Regions from separate parts of the Homo sapiens genome. Here region 1 is linked to region 2. A link is a loop called in an ENCODE intact Hi-C map of the cell type or tissue named here. Cell type or tissue: B cell. All regions are shown on one strand. Links, peaks and the distances in the headings refer to the core of each region. The heading gives the core; the rest is flanking DNA.

Evidence for each region. Hi-C counts contacts between places; a loop is a spot of excess contacts. Peaks named below come from ENCODE experiments on the same cell type or tissue, not always from the same donor. Only the 100,000 strongest peaks of a DNase experiment are listed, where the experiment ranks them.
Region 1: it touches region 2 in a loop (10-fold over the local background); 3 of 110 quality-filtered maps call a loop at or near these places.

What each region holds. Positions count from the first base shown.
Region 1 is chr17:80,258,976-80,269,382 of GRCh38, reverse strand. RNF213 (ring finger protein 213) reads right to left here and starts at 8,531. Exons shown (of 68, transcript NM_001256071.3): 1 at 8,481-8,531; 2 at 5,605-5,809. The coding sequence starts at 5,701. RefSeq lists enhancers at 3,713-3,762, 4,421-4,500, 5,356-5,912, 5,651-5,940 and silencers at 5,862-6,079, 7,654-7,793, 8,174-8,523, 8,803-9,152. In B cell, for the core only: a CTCF peak has its summit at 5,815; DNase peaks (open chromatin) are centred at 4,782, 5,212, 5,802, 7,902 and 1 weaker place; H3K4me3 peaks cover 2,908 bases; H3K27ac peaks cover 4,253 bases.
Region 2 is chr17:81,217,264-81,225,346 of GRCh38, reverse strand. It overlaps CEP131 (centrosomal protein 131), which reads left to right and starts at 2,382. Exons shown (of 26, transcript NM_014984.4): 1 at 2,382-2,578; 2 at 5,274-5,467. The coding sequence starts at 5,291. RefSeq lists silencers at 1,790-2,159, 2,320-2,649 and enhancers at 2,011-2,680, 2,681-3,350, 3,351-4,021. In B cell, for the core only: no CTCF peak of the experiment used is centred there; DNase peaks (open chromatin) are centred at 1,396 and 2,096; H3K4me3 peaks cover 1,858 bases; H3K27ac peaks cover 1,310 bases.

The DNA.
Region 1 (10,407 bases), core at 2,908-7,907, 960 kb after region 2:
ATAGATAGATAGGGTAGGTGGACAGATAGGGTAGAGGGATGGATAGACGGTGTGATGGTTAATATCAGGTGTCAATTTGATTGGGTTGAAGGATGCCTAGGTAGTTGGTAAAGTATTGTTCTGGTTGTGTCTGTGAGGGTGTTGTCAGAGGAGACTGACATTTGAGTCAATGGCCTGGGAGAGGAAGACCCACCCTCTATGTGGGTGGGCAGCATCCAGTCAGCTGCCAGCGTGGCTAGAACAAAGCAGGCAGAAGGTGGGGTAAGCTGGCTCGCTGAGTCTTCTGGCTTTCATCTTCCTCCTATGCTGGATGCTTCCTCACGTTCCTCTTGCCCTTGGACATCACACTTCAGGTTCTTTGGCCTTTGGAAACTTGGACTTACGCCAGTGGTTTGCCAGGGGGATCTCGGGTCTTCAGCCACAGACTGAAGGCTACACTGTCGGCTTCCCTGCTTTTGAGGCTTTTGGACTCAGACTGAGCAACTACTGGCTTCTTTCTTTCCCAGCTTGCAGACGGCCTACCATGGGACTTCACCTTGTGATTGTGTGAGCCAATTCTCCATAATACACTCCCTTTCTTACAGACATAGATCCTATTAGTTCTGTCCCTTTAGAGAACCCTAATACAGACTTATAGATAGATGGATAGATAGGATAGATAGATAAGATGGATGGATAGGTACATGGATGAATGGATGGATGGATAATTGATAGAAGACAGATGACAGATAGATAGACAGATAAACGGATGGATGGATGGATGGATGGATGGACAAACAGATGGATGAGAGAGGATGTATTAGGAGAATTGGCTCACACGACTATGGAGGCTGAGAAATCACCATTTGATTAAGCTTACGATCATTCATTTTCATTCCCAAGATCCACCCGTCTTCCACAAAGGCCAAATAGGGGAGGTGAATGGGAATCCCCACCCCTGCATCTTTGGAGTGCTTGGTGGTGGCACTAATCCCTGCAGTCCCTCCGGGGATGCAGTACTGCCTTTTTTTTTTTTTTTTTTTTTTTTTCTGAGACAGGGTCTCACTGTCGACCCAGGCTGGAGTGCAGTGGTATGATCACGGCTCACTGCAGCGTTGACCTCCTGGGCTCCAGCAATCCTGCCATGCACACCCATGCTCACTGTAGCACGATTCACAATAGCCAAGATATGGAATCCACCAACTATCCAACAATGGACGTTGAAGAAAATGTGGTACATATACATAATGGAACACTACTCGGCCTTAAAAAAGAATAAAATTGGCCAGGTGCAATGGTTCATGCCTATAGCCCCGGTACTTTGGGAGGCAGAGGCAGGGGGATCACTTGAGGTCAAGGAGTTGGAGACCAGCAATGCTAATATGGAGAAACCCTATCTCTAATAAAAAATACAATATTAGCCGGAAGTGGTGGCACACACCTGTAATCCCAGCTACTTGGGAGGCTGAGGCAGGAGAATTGCTTGAACCTGGGAGGCGGAGGTTGCAGTGAGCTGAGGACCAGCCACTGCACTCCAGCCTGGGAGACAGACCAAGACCCTGTCTCAAAAAAAAAAAAAGAAAAGAAAATCTGCTGTTGAGTAGAGCCACCTCCATCAATAACCTTAGCCAGATCTGGAGAACTTACTGCAGCTTCTCCAGCAGCACTCGCTGCTTCACCTTGCACTTTTATGTTATGGAGATGACTGCTTTCCTAAAACCTCATAAACCAGTCTCTGCTAGCTTCAAGATCTTCTCTGCAGCCTCCTCAACTCTGTCAGCCTGTGTGGAATTGTGGCTACAGGAGAGTTAGGGCTTTACTGTGGATTCGGCTGTGGTTTAAGGGAATGTTGTGACTGGTTTGACCTCTCCAGACATTGCAAACTCTCTCCATATCACAATAAGGCTGTTTCACTCTCTAATCATTTGTGTGTTCATTGGAGTAGCACTTTTTTTCTTTTTTGGGATGGAGTCTCGCTCTGTCGCCAGGCTGGAGTGCAGTGGCGTGATCTCGGCTCACTGCAACCTCCACCTCCTGGGTTCAAGTGATTCTCTCCTGCCTCAGCCTCCCGAGTAGCTGGGACTACAGGTACACGCCACCATGCCTAGCTAATTTTTGTATTTTTAGTAGACATGGGTTTTCACCATATTGGCCAGGATGGTCTCTTTTTTTTCTTTTTTTTTTTTGAGACAGAGTCTCGCTGTTGTCACCCAGGCTGGAGTGCAGTGGCACAATCTCAGCTCACTGCAACCTCCGTCTCCTGGGTTCAAGCAATTCTTGTGCCTCAGCCTCCCAAGAAGCTGGGATTACAGGCATGAGCCACCACACCCAGCTAATTTTTGCATTTTTAGTAGAGACGGGGTTTCACCACGTTGGCCAGGCTGGTCTCAAACTCCTGACCTCAGGTGATCCACCTACCTCAGCCTCCCAAAGTGCTGGGGGCACTTTTAATTTCTTTCAAAAACTTTTCCTTTGCATTTACAACTTGGCTAACCATTTGGTGCAAGAGGCCTAGCTATCAGCCTATCTCAGCTTTCAACATGCCTTCCTCAAGAAGCTTAATCATGTCTAACTCTTGATTTAAAGTGAGAGACATGAGGCCAGGTGCGGTGGGTGGCTCACACCTGTAATCCCAGCACTTTGAGAGGCCAAGGTGGGCGCATCACTTGAGGTCAGGAGTTTGATACCAACCTGGCCAACATGGTGAAACGCCGTCTCTACTAAAAATATAAAAAATAGCTGAGGGTGGTGCCTCACGCCTGTAATCCCCGCTACTTGGGAGGCTGAGGCAGGAACATCACTTGAACCTGGGAGGTAAAGGTTGCAGTGAGCTGAAATGGCACCACTGCACTCCAGCCTGGGTGACAGAGCAAGACTCTGTCTCAAAACAATGAAATAAAATTTTAAAAAATAAAGTGAGAGGCAAGAGACTTTTCATTTGAGCACTGAGAGACCACTGTAAGGCTTTTTTTTTCCTTTTCTTTTCTTCTAAGACAGGGTCTCACTCTGTCACCCAGGCTGGAGTGCAGTGGGACAATCATGGCTTACTGCAGCCTCGACTTCCCAGGCTCAAGTGATCCTCCTGCTCCAGCTAATTCTTGTATTTTTTTTTCTTTTTTTTTTTTGTAGAGATGGGGCTCCACCATGTTGCTTAGGCTGCTCTCGAACTCCTGGGCTCAAGCGATCTACTCACCTCGGCCTCCCAAAGTGCTGGGATTACAGGCGTGAACCACCACGCCTAGTAAGGTGGGCCACCTTTTGATCCATGTTTCAGCCAACCAAACAAAGACTCAGAGGCCTTCCTAACTCTACCAGCTGCAACATGAAATGCATAATCTCTGCTAGTGGGCCCACACTACTAAACTCAACCTGACTCAACTTTATATCATTTGGAACTCAATGTCTCCAGCCTGGCCATGGGCTTCCCATGTCCCCATCCCAACTTGAAGGATCCCTTCCTTTGCCACCCAATGTCCTCACTTTTTTTTTCTTGTAATACAGAGATGGAGTCTTTCTACATTGCCCAGGCTGGTCTCAAACTCCTAGGCTCAAGTGATCCTCCCACCTTGGCCTGCAAACATGCTGGGGTTGTAGGTGTGAACCACGGCATCCGGCTTAAGTGCCCCCACTTTAACAGCAGACGCCCTGCATGCCTGGAAGCTCAGCTTTCATTTTAACTCAGCTAATCGCGTGAGAGCTGGTGCTCGATTTTCTACAATTTCAACCCTGTGGCTACAGGAGAGAAGATTCTGATCCAGGGCACACTAAGAAACTCTCAGATCATTTATGCAGAGCTGCAGCCCAGACATCGAATCCCTGAGTTCATCCTTTTCACCACTTTCTCAGTGACGCTGGGGGCAACCAGCCAGCATCACTGTATTTCTTGGTTTTCGATAAATGTTCAAAAGCATCATGTACAGAGTCACCAAATTCCTGGCCTCTTACAAGTGGTGAATTAGGAGTCTCAAGTGCATTTGCTTTGCATGCCTCTAGAAACAGTTCATGCTGCGCACTACCAGTGCTCTCCGCACTATTATTAATAGAAGTGGAGCCCTTAGGCTGGGCGCGGTGGCTCACGCCTATAATCCCAGCACTTTGTGAGGCCGAGGCGGGTGGATCACCTGAGGTCAGGAGTTCAAAACCAGCCTGGCCAACATGGTGAAACCCCATCTCTACTAAAAATACAGAAATTAGCCGGGAGTGGTGGTGGGTACCAGTAGTCCCAGCTACTTGGGAGGCTGAGGCAGAAGAATCACTTGAACCCGGGAGGCAGAGGTTGCAGTGAGCTGAGATTTCGCCACTGCTCTCTAGCCAGAGCAACAAGAACAAAAAAACTCCCTCTAAAAAAAAAAAAAAAAACAAACAAACATGGAAGGACTGGGGCTCACACCCTTGAAGGACAACATCGGAGAGACCCCATGGCGAGCAGCTGGGCAAAGACTGAAAGAGGGGAAGGAGGGAGCCAGGCCGCCCTCTGGGGAAGGGTGGTGCAAAGGCCCTGCGGTGGAAGCACACCTGGTGTATCCAGGAAGGGCCAGAAGGTGGTGGGCTCTGGGGACAGGAGAGGGAGCCAAGAGGAATGGGGTGGGCAGCCGTCTATGTAGGACCTCGTGGCCACCGTAAGGGCTCCTGCTTGTCCTGAGTTACAGCGGGGGCAGGGGCGGATCTTGTAAGGGGGTCTGTGGTTTGACTGTCTGCTGTGCTGAGCAGGAAGCAGGAAGGCAGCATGCAGCGTGGAGGCGGGGAGACCAGCAGGGCCCTCTGCATGTGGGTCATGGAGGAAGGAGAGGGCCCCGGGGTGATGGGTCCGATAGAAGCAGCTGGAAGAATGAGGTGCCCTCACCAGTGGAGGTGGGGCTGGGCTTTGGACACAGAAAGGCTGAAGGTCTGGGGGCTGCTAGTTTTAGGGTTGGTGTTTAAAACCCGGGAGGAGGGGAACCAGTCTGAGGCCCCAGAAGCCAACAAAATTGAGAATGGACTCAAGATGCTCAGCAGGCAAGGCCCGCCTGACACTGCCCCGCTCCTGTCTCTCCACTGGCCTCCCGAGCCAGGGAGGTGCCTGGACAGGTCCTGGGGCCCCCTCACGGCCCCTCAAAAACTAACCCAGGCAGAGCTCTCAACCCCTGCAGAGCCTCAAACTCTGCTTCCCTGCAGCATTCTCTGAAACTCTCTATGAAGCCCTCAGCTCAGCCCGACACTTCTCATTCCCAAGGGGAAGAAAAACCGTGAGCTCTCTCTAGGAAATGAAACTGAAAATTTTCAAAAGCAGGAACCTCCAGCAAAGACCCCGACAAAACTTCTTGTTTTGTCCTCTCCCTGCCCTGGCCCTGCCCTCTCCTCCCACTCGGGTGGGCTCACTCAGGCCGGGCCTGAACGAGGGACGGAAGCACTGGGTGGTGGTCCCCTGGCTTGACCTGTGTGGGAGACTAATCTATGCCACCCCAAAACAGACTCTGTGGTCACTTTTGAGATGGCTATTCAGAGCCACAGAGCCTCAGTAGCCACAGAGGACCTCGGCCCCACCTGAGCTGCCTGCTGCCCAGGGTTTCCATTTCCTGGAAGGGAGGTGAGACATCTCCAGGGGTCCCCACTGCCCCAGCCTCCACCAGCACCCCTGGGCCTCACCTGCTATGGGGGCTGCAGGAGGCAGCCTCTCTCCGCACTGGCTGCAGAACTTGGGGGTTTCCTCCTTGGAGACATGCTGGCACGAAGGACACTCCATGGGTCCTGCTGGGACTGCCCTGCAGATCCAGAAGCAAGAGCAGGAGTCGCTGGCAGCCTGCTATATACTACATGTCCTGTCACGTGACCACGGCTTCAGTTTCATTTTCTGCGAAAGTGAAATCACAGCAGCCCAGCTGGTCCCCTGGTTAATGGAAACCCAACAGGAGCACAGCCCAAGCCCAGCCCCTCCCCGCTCTGTGCTGCCCCCTTGGCTCTCAAGCTTTTGCAGTCTCTGCCCTGGTCCCTCATTCAGCCAGCCTAGAACCATCCCTGCTGCTGAGAACATGGGTTGGGCTGGGTGGGGATAGGGGATGCTCCAGGCAGGCGTGGGGCAGCCACGTGCTGTTCGGCAGGGTCCCACGGCCTGCCCTGAGCAAGGCGCTCAGCCTGCTGATGCCTCACCCTCCTCATCCTCTTAAGGGGACTAAAGCACCTGCCCCACAGGTGATGGGGCCTGAGCAGGCAGCCCAGGGCTACTGGGCTGGCAGTCAGATTCCTAGTAATGGGGGGAGGCTGCCATCCACAAAGCGCGCCACTCTGCACTGACCACCTGCCCTCAGAACAGCCTCTGCGGTGGATGGCATCAAACCAGACCAAGGCCAGGACTCAGGCCTCCGGGGTCACTTCTTGCATCCAGGGTGAGAGTGGAGATGGCGTTTGGGCGCTTGGCCACCTAACAGTGGAGGACCTGACTCTCTCCCTCCCCAGTAAGAAGCCTCAGGGCACACTGGCCCACCCACCACCTTCTTCTGCTGGCTTGGAACCAAAGAACTCCACTGGGGCAGTGGCTGGAGCGGCAGCTGACTGGTGCCTTCAGCAGCCAGGAGGACACTCAGGCCCCCTCCCTGCCCTGGCCCTGCCCTCTCCTCCCACTGGGGTGGGCTCACTCAGGCTGGGCCTGAACGAGGGACGGAGGCACTGGGTGGGGTTCCCTGGCTTGACCTGTGTGGGAGACTAATCTATGCCACCCCAAAACAGATTCTGTGGTCAATTTTGAGATGGCTATTCAGAGCAACCACATACTCAGGAGTTCTGGGAAGCTATCCTTTTGTAAAAGGCTATAAAGGAAATCCACACCATGAAACAGCAGAATGGAGCAGAAGCTCTCTCTGAGGCCCCATTATCTGCCTAGAGGGATCTAGGAACGGTCCCAGGGACACACAAGAGGAGTGCCTGCGGCCTCGCCAGTTCCTCTGAGAGCAGCTCTGAGATCACCTGAGTGATTATCTGCACAACAAGACAACCCTGCACACCTCCCCTCTCCAGCCCCAAGCCCCTGTCCCAATGCCATAAAAACATCAATCATCTGTCTTCTGCAGTCTTCTCTTTGATGAGGTTCCCAATAGGTGTATGGGACAATTTGCATCCCTTTTCTCCAGGTCTGCTGCCCTTTTATTCCAGAGACTAAAATTATCTCTCCTTCAGAGTAGAAGGAGAGTTTAAAACTCCCCTACCCCTGCCACAGCCAAGCCCTGGCTCCCACCGTACCTCCTCCCCTCCACACTCTACCTGAAACAACCACCAGTGGACACTCCCTCCCTCAAACACCTTCAATGACTCCCCACCGCCCAGGCCTCTTTCTTTCCACCCGAAGTGTTTCCTTCTCCAATGCTACACTGGGGAACCACAGACCAGAAAACTCGAAAAATCCTCCAAAAAGCATTTTTTGTTTGTTTGACAGTTTCACCCAGGCTGGAGTACAGTGGGCAATCTCAGCTCACTGCAACCTCCGCCTCCCGGGCTCTAGCGATTCTCCCGCCTCAGTCTCCCAAGTAGGTGGAGTTACAGGCATGCGCCACCACACCCGGCTAATTTTTTGTGTTTTTAGTAGAAACGGGGTTTCATGTTGGCCAGGCTGGTCTCGAACTCCCGACCTCAGGTGACCCACCCGCCTTGGCCTCCCAAAGTTTTGGGATTACAGGCATTAGCCACTGCGCCCGGCCCCCTAAAGCATCTTATTGTTCCATCTGCTCTAGGGGCCGGAAGACACAAGAGAGAGCCCCAGGCACCCAACACTGTTGCATTCAATCCGCTTCCTGTCTTTTCTCTGACATTTTTTCCCAAGCACAGACACTGCCACCCAAATCAAAGCCCATCCCCCAACCACAACCAAAGTCAACAAGGTGGGGGCAGGGAAGGGCCACCACCATGTTTGCACAGCTCCTTCCCCTCCCGCCCTGGACTCCCCCAGGGCCCGGCCCGCCGGCTTGCAGGCAGCCATCCGGGAGGGGTGCCCACCCTGGCCTTGAGCCCCGCGCTCGGGCGACTTCGCCAAGTCGGAAGGACGCTGCGCGGTGCGGTTCAGACGGGGCGATGCCTCCCTCGTAAAAGTTAGGAGTCTGTTTTTGCAACTTCACTTTTCCGTTGTTGCCATTCGTACAGGCGCAGGATTCCCGGGCGGACCTGCAGGCCCGGGTCCGGCTGTCCCCTTCCACTACACCCCCCGTGCCCCGGCCACTTCCCGGGGGCAGCACTGCCGGGGCGCAAAGCCTCCTCCGCGCTCTGCGCTCCGGGGATGTCGCCGGGGTCCCAGGCGTGCCCGCTGCCCCCACCCCGACCCCTCCCGCAGCCGGGGAACAGGGTCAGTGGGCGCCGCGGGCGGGGCTGGACCGGGCACCCCGGCGGCGAAACCGAAACTTGGAGCCGGCAGGAAGAGGCGGCCGGGAGGGGCATCCGGACGCAGGCGCCGCTCCCCGGGACCCGGCCCGCCGGCCCGCGGGGCCCACTGTATCCTAGCCCGCTCCCCGCCCCGGGAGACTCTCCAGGCCCGCTCGCACCTGCGGCCCCCGAGCTCGCCGCCTGCCGCGCGCTGTCGCCCCTCGGGTCACGGGGCCCTGGGCCCCGCCCTGCCCGCCGCCGCCGCCGCCGGCCCCGCCCTGCCCGCCGCCGCCGCCGCCGGCCCCGCCCTGCCCGCCGCCGCCGCCGCCGGCCCCGCCCTGCCCGCCGCCGCCGCCGCCGGCCCCGCCCTGCCCGCCGCCGCCGCCGCCGGCCCCGCCCTGCCCGCCGCCGCCGCCGCCGGCCCCGCCCTGCCCGCCGCCGCCGCCGCCGGCCCCGCCCTGCCCGCCGCCGCCGCCGCCGGCCCCGCCCTGCCCGCCGCCGCCGCCGCCGGCCCCGCCCTGCCCGCCGCCGCCGCCGCCGGCCCCGCCCTGCCCGCCGCCGCCGCCGGCCCCGCGCAGGCGTGTGCGGAATTCCCCGCCGGTGGCGCCTCCCAGTGACTCCGGGCCCCCAGCCCCCGGGAGGCGCCTCGGGCCGCTGCGCGCCGGGTACAGACGCGGGAGGGGCCTCGGTTCCCGCCAGGCGTGGGGCGCATGCGGGTCTCCCGGAAGCCCAGACCCCGGGCAGGCCCGAGCAGCCGAGTGGGGCGGGACAGGCGCGCCCCCCGCCCCGGCGCCCAGCACCTCGGACAGTGTCTGCGGCCGCGCAGAGCCGGCGGCCAGCCTGGGAGCGGCCCAGAGGGCGCCCGGCGGGTGCAGTGGACGTCGTCAGCGCGCCGCGTGGGGGCCTTTGCAGATTAAGGGACCTCCGCGGCCCCGCGCGGAGCGCTCTGTCACTGATGATGGAGGGGCCACGGCGGTCCGCACCATCCCCCGTGCCTCAGTTTTCCCATCTGTGAGGCTCATGGTGTGACCAGGGACCTCCGTTTTAAAATCACCCACTTTCTTTTTCTTCCTTCTCCTCTCACCCCTTCATCCCGTCCCTCTCTGGACACTGCGCCCCTCTGCGCATTCCAGAGGGGACCCTCATCCTGAAACAATTCCCGGCGCGGAACCCCAGCTGAATGCTCCTGCTTGGGGCGGGGGGTCGCCAACAATTAGTCCAACATCCTCGACAGCCACCCCTCCTAACCGACAACTGCCCACGACAGCCATGGGAACAAGACACAGACCCTGCCCTTACCCCACTCCCCACGGTGCCCACGGCAAGTTTCCCTAGAAGAACTCGATGGCAGCCTGGGCAACATAGAGAGACCCCATCTCTACAAAAAAAATCATTTAAAAAAATTAGCTGGGCGTGGTGGTGCACCTGAAGAGGCTGAGGCAAGAGGATCGTTTGAGCCCAGGGAGCTCCAGGCTGCAGTGAGTCGTGATCATACCACTGCACTCCAGCCTGGATGACAAAGTGAGATCTTGCCTCAAAAACTAACAAACACACAAAACCTGAGGATAAATTTTTAATTTTAGGGTGGCACTTTATTTATTGTTTGTTTGTTTTTTGGAGACAGTCTCACTCTATACCCCAGGCTGGAGTGCAGTGGCGTGATCTTGGCTCACTGCAAACTCCACCTCCCAGTTCAAGTGATTCTCATGCCTCAGCCTCCCGAGTAGCTGGGATTACAAGCGCCCGCCACCAAGCCTGGCTAATTTTTGTATTTTTAGTAGAGACGGGGTTTCTCCATGTTGGCCAGGGTGGTCTCAAACTCCTGACCTCAGGTGATCCACCTGCCTTGGCCTCCCAAAGTGCTGGAATTACAGGCATGAGCCACTGCGCCCAGCCAAGGTGACACTTTAGAACGCTAGTTGGGCATCTTCTCGCTTTGCTGGGTCTCCAATTAAAACCTGCTTTTTCCTCCCACCAATCTTGACTGCACCACTGCACTCCAGCCCTGGCGACAGAGTGAGACTTTGTCTCTAAACAGTTAATTTCAACTGTTTCTTTTGACTTTTTCAGTATGACTAGTCGAAATGTTTAAATGACTTGCATGGC
Region 2 (8,083 bases), core at 100-5,099:
CAACAAAAACACTAATCAAGACAATGTGGTAGGCCGGGCGCGGTGGCTCACGCCTGTAATCCCAGCACTTTGGGAGGCCAAGGCGGGCGGATCACGAGGTCAGGAGATCGAGACCATCCTGGCTAACACGGTGAAACCCCGTCTCTACTGAAAATACAAAAAAATTAGCCAGGCGTGGTGGCGGGCACCTGTAGTCCCAGCTACTCGGGAGGCTGAGGCAGAAGAATGGCGTGAACCCGGGAGGCGGAGCTTGCAGTGAGCTGAGATCGCGCCACTATGCTCCAGCCTGGGCAAAAATGCGAGACTCTGTTTCAAAAAAATAATAATAAATAAATAAATAAATAAGTAAACAAATAAAACCAATCCCTGACAATACCAAGAGCTGAGGAGGATGGGGAGCAACTGCAACACCTGTGGCACTGGTGGGAGCGTAGAGCTGTACAACTTCTTTGGAAAATAGCTTAGTAGGCCGATGTGGTGGCCCACGCCTGTAATCCCAGCACTTTGGGAGACCGAGGTGGGTGGATCACCTGAAGTCAGCAGTTCAAGACCAGCCTGGCCAATATGACAAAACCCTGTCTCTACTAAAAATACAAAAATTAGCCTGGCATGGTGACATGTGCCTGTAATACCAGCTACTCGGGAGGCTGAGGCAGGAGAATTGCTTGAGCCCAGGAAGTGGAGTTTGCAGTGAGCCAAGATCATGCCATTGCACTCCAGCCTGGGCGACAGAGGGAGACTCCATCTCGGAAAAAAAAGGAAAAAAAAGAAAAAGAAAATAGCTTGGCGGTTTCCTTTTTTTTTTCTTTTTCTTTTTTTTGAGATGGAGTCTTGCTCTGTCGCTCAGGCTGGAGTGCAGTGGTGATCTCCGCTCACCGCAATCTCTGCCTCCTGGGGTCAAGCGATTCTCCTGACTCAGCCTCCTGAGTAGCTGGGATTATAGGCAGACGCCACCAGGCACGGGTAATTTTTTTGTATTTTTACTAGAGACGGGGTTTTGCCATGTTGGCCAGGGTGATCTCGAACTCCTGACCTCAGGTGATCCGCCCACCTCAGTGTCCCAAAGTTCTGGAATTACAGGTGGGACCCACTGCGCCCGGCCGGCAGTTTCTTATAAACAATCATTTGATCCAGCAACCCCACTCCTGGGTATTTACACAAGAGAAATGAAAAGTTGTGTCCACACAGAAGCCGATGAGTGAATGTTTATGGCAGCGTCATTCATAATTGCCAAGCACCAGGAACAATCTCTGCGTCCTTCATTTGATGAATAAAACCATCAATAAATAAAACCATCTGAACCGGTGGTTCACACCGGTTACAGGATACCACTCAGCAATAAAGAGGAACCAGCATGAATCTCAAAATGCGAAGTGGTAGAAGCCAGACCCACAGGCGCGCTGCGCGACATCCCTTTTGTGTGACATTCTGGAAAAGGCTGCCTCTAGGGATGGAGAACAGAGAGAACTGAGCAGCCGCCACCAGCAGTCAGCAGGTACGGGATCCGGAGGGAGAATGTTCTGTAACTAAAGTTACACAACTCCACTGCACACCAAAAAATGTGGATTTTACTGAAACCAAACTTTTTATTTTACAGAGCACTGGACTTTTTAAAAAGCGGGGGCAGGGGAGACCAGTGTGCTGTGACTTTTAGGGGAAGGATGGCTTCCCTGGAGAGGACCTGGGCGGAATCCCCAGGGCTCCCGGAGAGAGGGGGAGTCACAGAGCGGCTACGCACGGGGCGCAGCGTTAAAACTTTGGAGAAGGAAAAAAAACAACAAAGCAGCGCGAAGGGAAGGAGGTCAGGGAGGTTAGCAAGGCGCCCACACGCCCTCGCAGTCGTACTGAGTAACGAGGGGAGTCGCGCACGTGGGTGGGGACAGAGCGGCCTAGGACACTGGGGGAGCCCCGGGCCGCGGGAGTGCGGCGGCCTGGGGGTGTCGGGGAGCCGAGCCGAGGCCGCGTGCTCCTCGCGCCCTCCCTGGTGTCTCCTCCCCAGGCCCTGCGTGCCCCGCCCACACCTGCCTTGCCCCGCCCACATCTGCCTCGCCCTACTCGCCCATCACACCCCCACCTCACGCCCCGCCCACAACCGCTGGGGCCCCGCCCCTGCCCGGCCAGCTCCTCCCGCCGCCCTCGGTCCCCCGCCCCCTATATGACCCGCCCCTTTCCAGCCGCGTCCAATCGGCCGCTCTCTGTAGTCGCGTCCCTCAGCCATCCGCCGCTCCTCCCACGCTTGAACTTCCCGAAGGACAGCCGAGCGGCCCAATGAGCTCCCGGGACGGCCTGAGCGGGAGCGTGAAGGGCCAATCCGGAGTCGGCGCGCGCAGGAAAGGCGGGCCGGCGTGACGGGCTGGGGAGGTGGTGCCAGGCTGGTTGCTAGCTGCCGCCGCTGCTCACCCCGGCCGTCCGGCCGCTTCATTGTCACCGGGCCTCGGGGCAGTGTTGGGGGTGGCGGGGCGCCAGGTCGCCGACCCGAGGTTTGGGCGCGACTGGTTCCGCATCCCCTCCCCGCCGGCCGAATCTGCAGGCCCCGCGCGCCAGGCAGGCTTCGCGGCTGCGCCCCCGGCCCGCGCAGGTGAGGGGGGCCCGGGCAAGGGAGGGGGTTGCAGGGCGCACGGAGGTTGGAGGGGTCCGGAGCCCGCGCAGGTGGGAGGCCCTGGTCCAGTGATGAAGTGATGGGGATCCGGGGCACGCACAGGTGAGTGGGGGGATCTGGTGCCCGCGCAATTGAAGGCGGGATCCGGGGGAAGTGAGGGGGATCCAGGGTGCGCACAGGTGAGGGAGGTCCGGGGCCCGCGCAGGTGAAGACAGGCTCGTGCCTGAGGGTGTGGGTCCCCACCTCCATCCCCTCCACCCTCTCCACCTCCCTCCACTCCCCTCCGGTCCCCAGGACAACATGGAGTCCAGTCCCGGCATCTCTGGCCCGGCTGCCTTAAGCCCTGGGGAAAATGGGGAGATGGGAGCTGCCCTGAGGACAAGTGGAGGGCTCTGCTCTGCGCGTGGGCTCTGGCCTCTCTGTCCAGGGTCAGGGTCAGGGTCAGGGTCAGCCCACCCTGGGAACCAGGTCCTGGCGCTGGTCATCAGTCCCCGCCCCTTCAGGTCCTGGGAGGGACACAGTTTTATCCAAGATGTAGTGGCCTCCCAGGCCTCCCTTCTTCTGGCTTGGAGGTTTCCATGGAGAGGCCCCGTTCGCCATCCCAGAGCCGCTTGCAAGTGTGGCTGGGAGAGCAGAGTCCTGGGCTCCAAGGGCTTGCATGGGTCCAGCCAGGGGTGGACAGTGCCCTGCAGGAGGAGGGTGTTAAGTTTCTTCCGCACAGCCGGAAGTGCATAACTGAGGACTGGGACCTGGTCAGTGGCAGGGTCAGCCTCTAGGGAGTAGGGGTATCCATCGCTCCGTGGAAGGGACCTTGGGGGACCTGCTGTGGGGTGCCGGGCTGAAGGAAGCCCAGGGTGACCTTGGGCGATAGGCTGGGTGCCTGCTGGCCTACTGGAGGCCACCGTGGCAGGGAGGTAATTCTCGAGGTTGGTCCCTGGCGCCAGCTTCTCCCGTTCATCTACGGGTTCAGCTGAGTGCCTTTCCCTGCAGGTGCTGGGGTTGCTCAGGAGCCACACAATTCATAAACCAACTGTGTGCGGCCACAGGAAGGGAGTCCGAGCCGGATGGGGAGTGAAGAGTGATGGGTGCTCAAGGAAGGCCTCTGAGTGCAGGGAGGGAGTGTCCTGAGACCTAGAGGCAGGGGACTGGCCGGGGCCAAGCTGGCTGAGTTTGAGGAGAACCAGGGAGGCTGTGTTGGCTAAAGCCACAACAAAGGGGCACAGCAGGGGAGCTGGCGAGGTCACAGAGAGTACAGGGCCAGATCTTGCAGGAGTTGGATGTGTAGACTTTATTCTCTGTGCCTAGGAAGCTGTTGCAGGGTTTTTGGCAGGGGCACATGCACGAGCTGAGACCCGTTCAGAAAGATCAGAAAGACTCGTTCAGAAAGAGGTGCCATGTGGGGACGGGCTGGGGGCCGGCAGGGTTTGCTCTGAGAAGTTCCAAAGTAAGGAAGCCAGCATCCCCAAGCTAATCCCCTCGATCGATCGTCAGAACCCCCGTCCCCTGCTGGAATAACACATTACCCAGGGAGTGTTTGCCCGGTGCAGCCTTGAGGCCTTGAGACCAGCATCTTGTCTGGACCTCACAAAACCACTCCCGCGTTTTTTTTTTTTTTTTTTTTTTGAGATGGAGTCTCGCTATGTTGCCCAGGCTGGAGTGCAGTGTCACGATCTTGGCTCACTGTAAACTCCGCCTACCAGGTTCAAGTAATTCCCCTGCTTCAGCCTCCCAAGTAGTTGGGATTACAGGCGCTCGCCACCACGCCCGGCTAATTTTTTGAAGTTTTTAGTAGAGGTGGGGTTTCACTGTGTTGCTTAGGCTGGTCTTGAACTCCTGAGCTCAGGCAATCTGCCTGCCTTGGTCTCCCAAAGTGCTGGGATTACAGGAGTGAGCCACTGTGCCCGGCCAACACGCAACCCCTTTTTAAAATGTGTATTTTTACTTAGGGGCCGGGTACGGTGGCTCATGCCTGTAATCCCAGCACTTTGGGAGGCCGAGGCAGGCGAATCACCTGAGGTCAGGAGTTCGAGACCAGCCTGGCCAACATGGCAAAACCCCGTTTCTACTTCTACTAAAAATACAAAAATTAGCCAGGCGTGGTGGCGGGCACCTGTAATCCCAGCTACTCAGGAGGCTGAGGCAGGAGAATCGCTTGAACCCGGGAGGCAGAGGTGGCAATGAGCCGAGATCGCGCCACTGCACTCCAGCCTGGGTGACAAGAACGAGACTCTGTTTCAAAAACATAATAAAATAAAAAATAAATCAAATGTCCCTTTTACAGAAGAAAACAGTGGGGCTCGGGGCAGTGACTTTCTCAGAATCACGGTGTGGGGTAGATGGCAGAACCTGGCTCACATCGACAATGGCCTGTGGCCCAGGCTCCCTCTGGGGTGCTGCTGGCTTATTCCCACCCACGGGCCTTGCCCTCGCCACCCACCTGTCCATCATCCAGGGCCCTCCTGCCCTGGCATACACTGACATTGGGCTCAGAACAGCTCCCTCATGTTCCTGTCGAGGAGCCTGCCACCAGCCAGAGGGGTGCATAGGTTGTGACAGGCCTTCCCAGGAAGTTTGGTGGCCAGTGGACCCAGCTGAGGCTGGGCTGGAGATGGTGGGTGCAGGGGACTGTAGTTCCCCCACGGCATCTCATTGCAGCTCTTGCTTCCCCGCTCAGGACCTGCCTTGTCCACCATGAAAGGCACCCGGGCCATCGGCAGCGTCCCGGAGCGCAGCCCAGCAGGTGTGGACCTGAGTCTGACAGGTCTCCCTCCGCCTGTGTCCCGGCGTCCTGGCAGTGCCGCCACCACCAAGCCCATCGTCCGCTCTGTCTCCGTGGTCACAGGCAGCGAGCAGAAGAGGAAGGTGCTGGTGAGTACTGTGGCCTAGGAGTCCGGGCCCCTGCCTCCTGGAGGGCTGTTGTTCAGTTGGCATCTGACCCCTGGGTCCAGCTCCACAGGTGAACAAGTGCCTCACATCTGGACATGCTGGATCCTCGTGGCTGTTCCAGGAGGCAGGTAGGACTTGAGTCTTACAGGCGTGGGTGCTGAATCACTAGAAAGTCAAGCCAGAGCTTGGATTCTTTCAGCAACAGCCCCAGGCCTCCTGTGCCACCGCCCTTTGGATTTGTTTGAATCCTCAGGAAATGGGGTTGGCTGGGCTCGGTGGCTCACGCCTGTAATCTCAGCACTTTGGGAGGCCGAGGCAGGCGGGTCATCTGAGGTCAGCAGTTCAAGACCAGCCTGACCAACATGGTGAAACTCCGTCTCTACTAAAGATACAAAAAAAAATTAGCCGGGCATGGTGGTGCATGCCTGTAATCCTAGCTACTCGGGAGGCTGAGGCAGGAGATTTGCTCGAACCCAGGAGGCAGAGGTTGCGGTGAGCCGAGATCGTGCCGTTGCACTCCAGCCTGGCGACAGAGTGAGATGCCATCTCAAAAAAAAAAAAAAAAGAAAGAAATGGGGTTGACCTGTGGGGAGGGGTGATGAGCTCCTGGTGGCCTTGGAGAAACCTAGACGGGTGTGTGGGTGTGTGGGCAGCAGGACAGCCGTGGGAGCTTCGGGGTGAGAGCTGCCTTTCCTGCCCACCTCTGGGAGTAGGGAGGAGGGTGGGTGGTTCCCAGATGGGGGCTGTGAAAGGCAGGCCGGGCCTGCTGCACCCTGAGTTGGTGTCTGCCAGGCCCAGTCTTTGGGGCAAGGGAGGAATCGAGCCGCTCTGTGGGGGTTGGGGCAGAGCCTGACCAGAGTCTGGCCTGAGCTTCCGAATAGCAAGGGCCTGGGGGCCTTGGCTTCCATGCGGCAGCCGGTCTGGGGCTCCCTGCCTGAGGTCCGTGCCAGGCAACATAGCAGGGCAGAGAGAAGGGGTCTGGAGGGCAGTTGAGGCTTCCCACAGGAACCCCTGGCAGGCCCAGGCCAGGGTTCCACTGTGAATAAAAGGCTTGGACCTCCCCCTTCTCCTTGAAAAAGTTATTCCTGTGTCTGCCCTAGAAGCACCCCCAGGTGGGCAGGGTGTGGCCCGCCAGACGGCTAGCCGAGTTCCGGGGTAAGGGCAGCCGGGCCAGTAGCGGACCCTTGGACCAAGCAGGTTCCCAAAGCCTGGGCCAGCAGGGCGGGGACCCGGGATGTCCTGATGTGTCATTGTGGCCGGCAGGTTGTCTAAAGATGTGGTACGCCTCTAGGCATTTACAGACGTAAGCTGTGAAAATAAAAATATGCTGCACTGTTTTAGCAGAGGGGTAACCAGCTTGGGCTAGAGCCGTCTCTGAGCCTGCTGCCTCTCCTGTCCGCAGCCCTGCTCCTGCGTCACTGACCCCCTCGCCCACCTGCCTTGGCCCCTCCCGCTGTTTCTAAAGCCCTAGGTTCATGGCACATGGGGCGGGGAAGACGCACTCGAAATCGCAGATCTGGGCTGGGCGAGGTGGCTCACGCCCGTGATCCCAGCACTTTGGGAGGTTGAGGCGGGTGGATCACCTGAGGTCAGGAGTTCAATACCAGCCTGGCCAACATAGTGAAACCCTGCCTCTACTGAAAATGCAAAAATTAGCCGGGCGTGGTGGCGCGCACCCTTAATCCCAGCTACTCAGGAGGCTGAGACAGGAGAGTTGCTTGAACCCGGGCGGAGGAGGCTGCAGTGAGCCGAGATCATGCCACTGTACTCCAGCCTGGGCGAAAGAGCAAGACTCTGTCTCAAAAAAAGAAAGAAAGAAAGAAAGAGGGAGGGGGAGGGGGAGGGAGAGGGAGAGGGAGAAGGAGAAAGAAAGAAATTGCAGCTCTCTTGTTGTGTGGAGACTGTTGTAAAAGTTTCCGGGCTTTCTAGTAGATGGTCTTTCGGCGGCATGGCCAGGCTCTATCCGCGGCCGACCCAGGCACCTAACCACACTCCCAGCCTTTCTGCTGGGAAATGTTCTGTTGCTGAGTAGAGGTTCAAAGCCACAGCGAGCGCTACTCATATCGATCCCTCCTTTCCTCGGCTGGTACCATTGCCCGCTCCCGCAGTGTTGAGTGGCGACTGCTAACAGTCCCCTCGTTCATGGAATGTTCCAGCTGTTCACTTCAATTCTTTGAGGCCCTCGCTCGATCCGAGACGGCCCCACCCCTGCATGCCTGTCTGCCTTCTGTTGTGCCCATGGTGGGAGCTCGGGAACTGCTGGTGGAAGAGGAACCCCCGCCAGTGTGTGACGTGACCTCAGGGGTTTCTGTTGTGCCCGGTCCCCATCCTCTCGGCCACCTGCCCTGCTACCACTCAGTCTCATCGGGATTCCTGGAGAGCATTTGTTTTGGCCAGGCATGGCTTCACACCTGTACAAGGCGGCACGTGATTCTCTTCCTCCTGGTGTTTGTGGGTGGGGTGGGGTGCTGTCCCCTGGCTCGGAGACCTTCTCGGTGGCCATTGGCCTGGGGTTTCCACTCTACCCCTTGTCTCTAAAGATCTTCCTGCGTCCACGGCCTGCTGTCCCGGGATTCCCCATCCAGGATGTAACTGCAG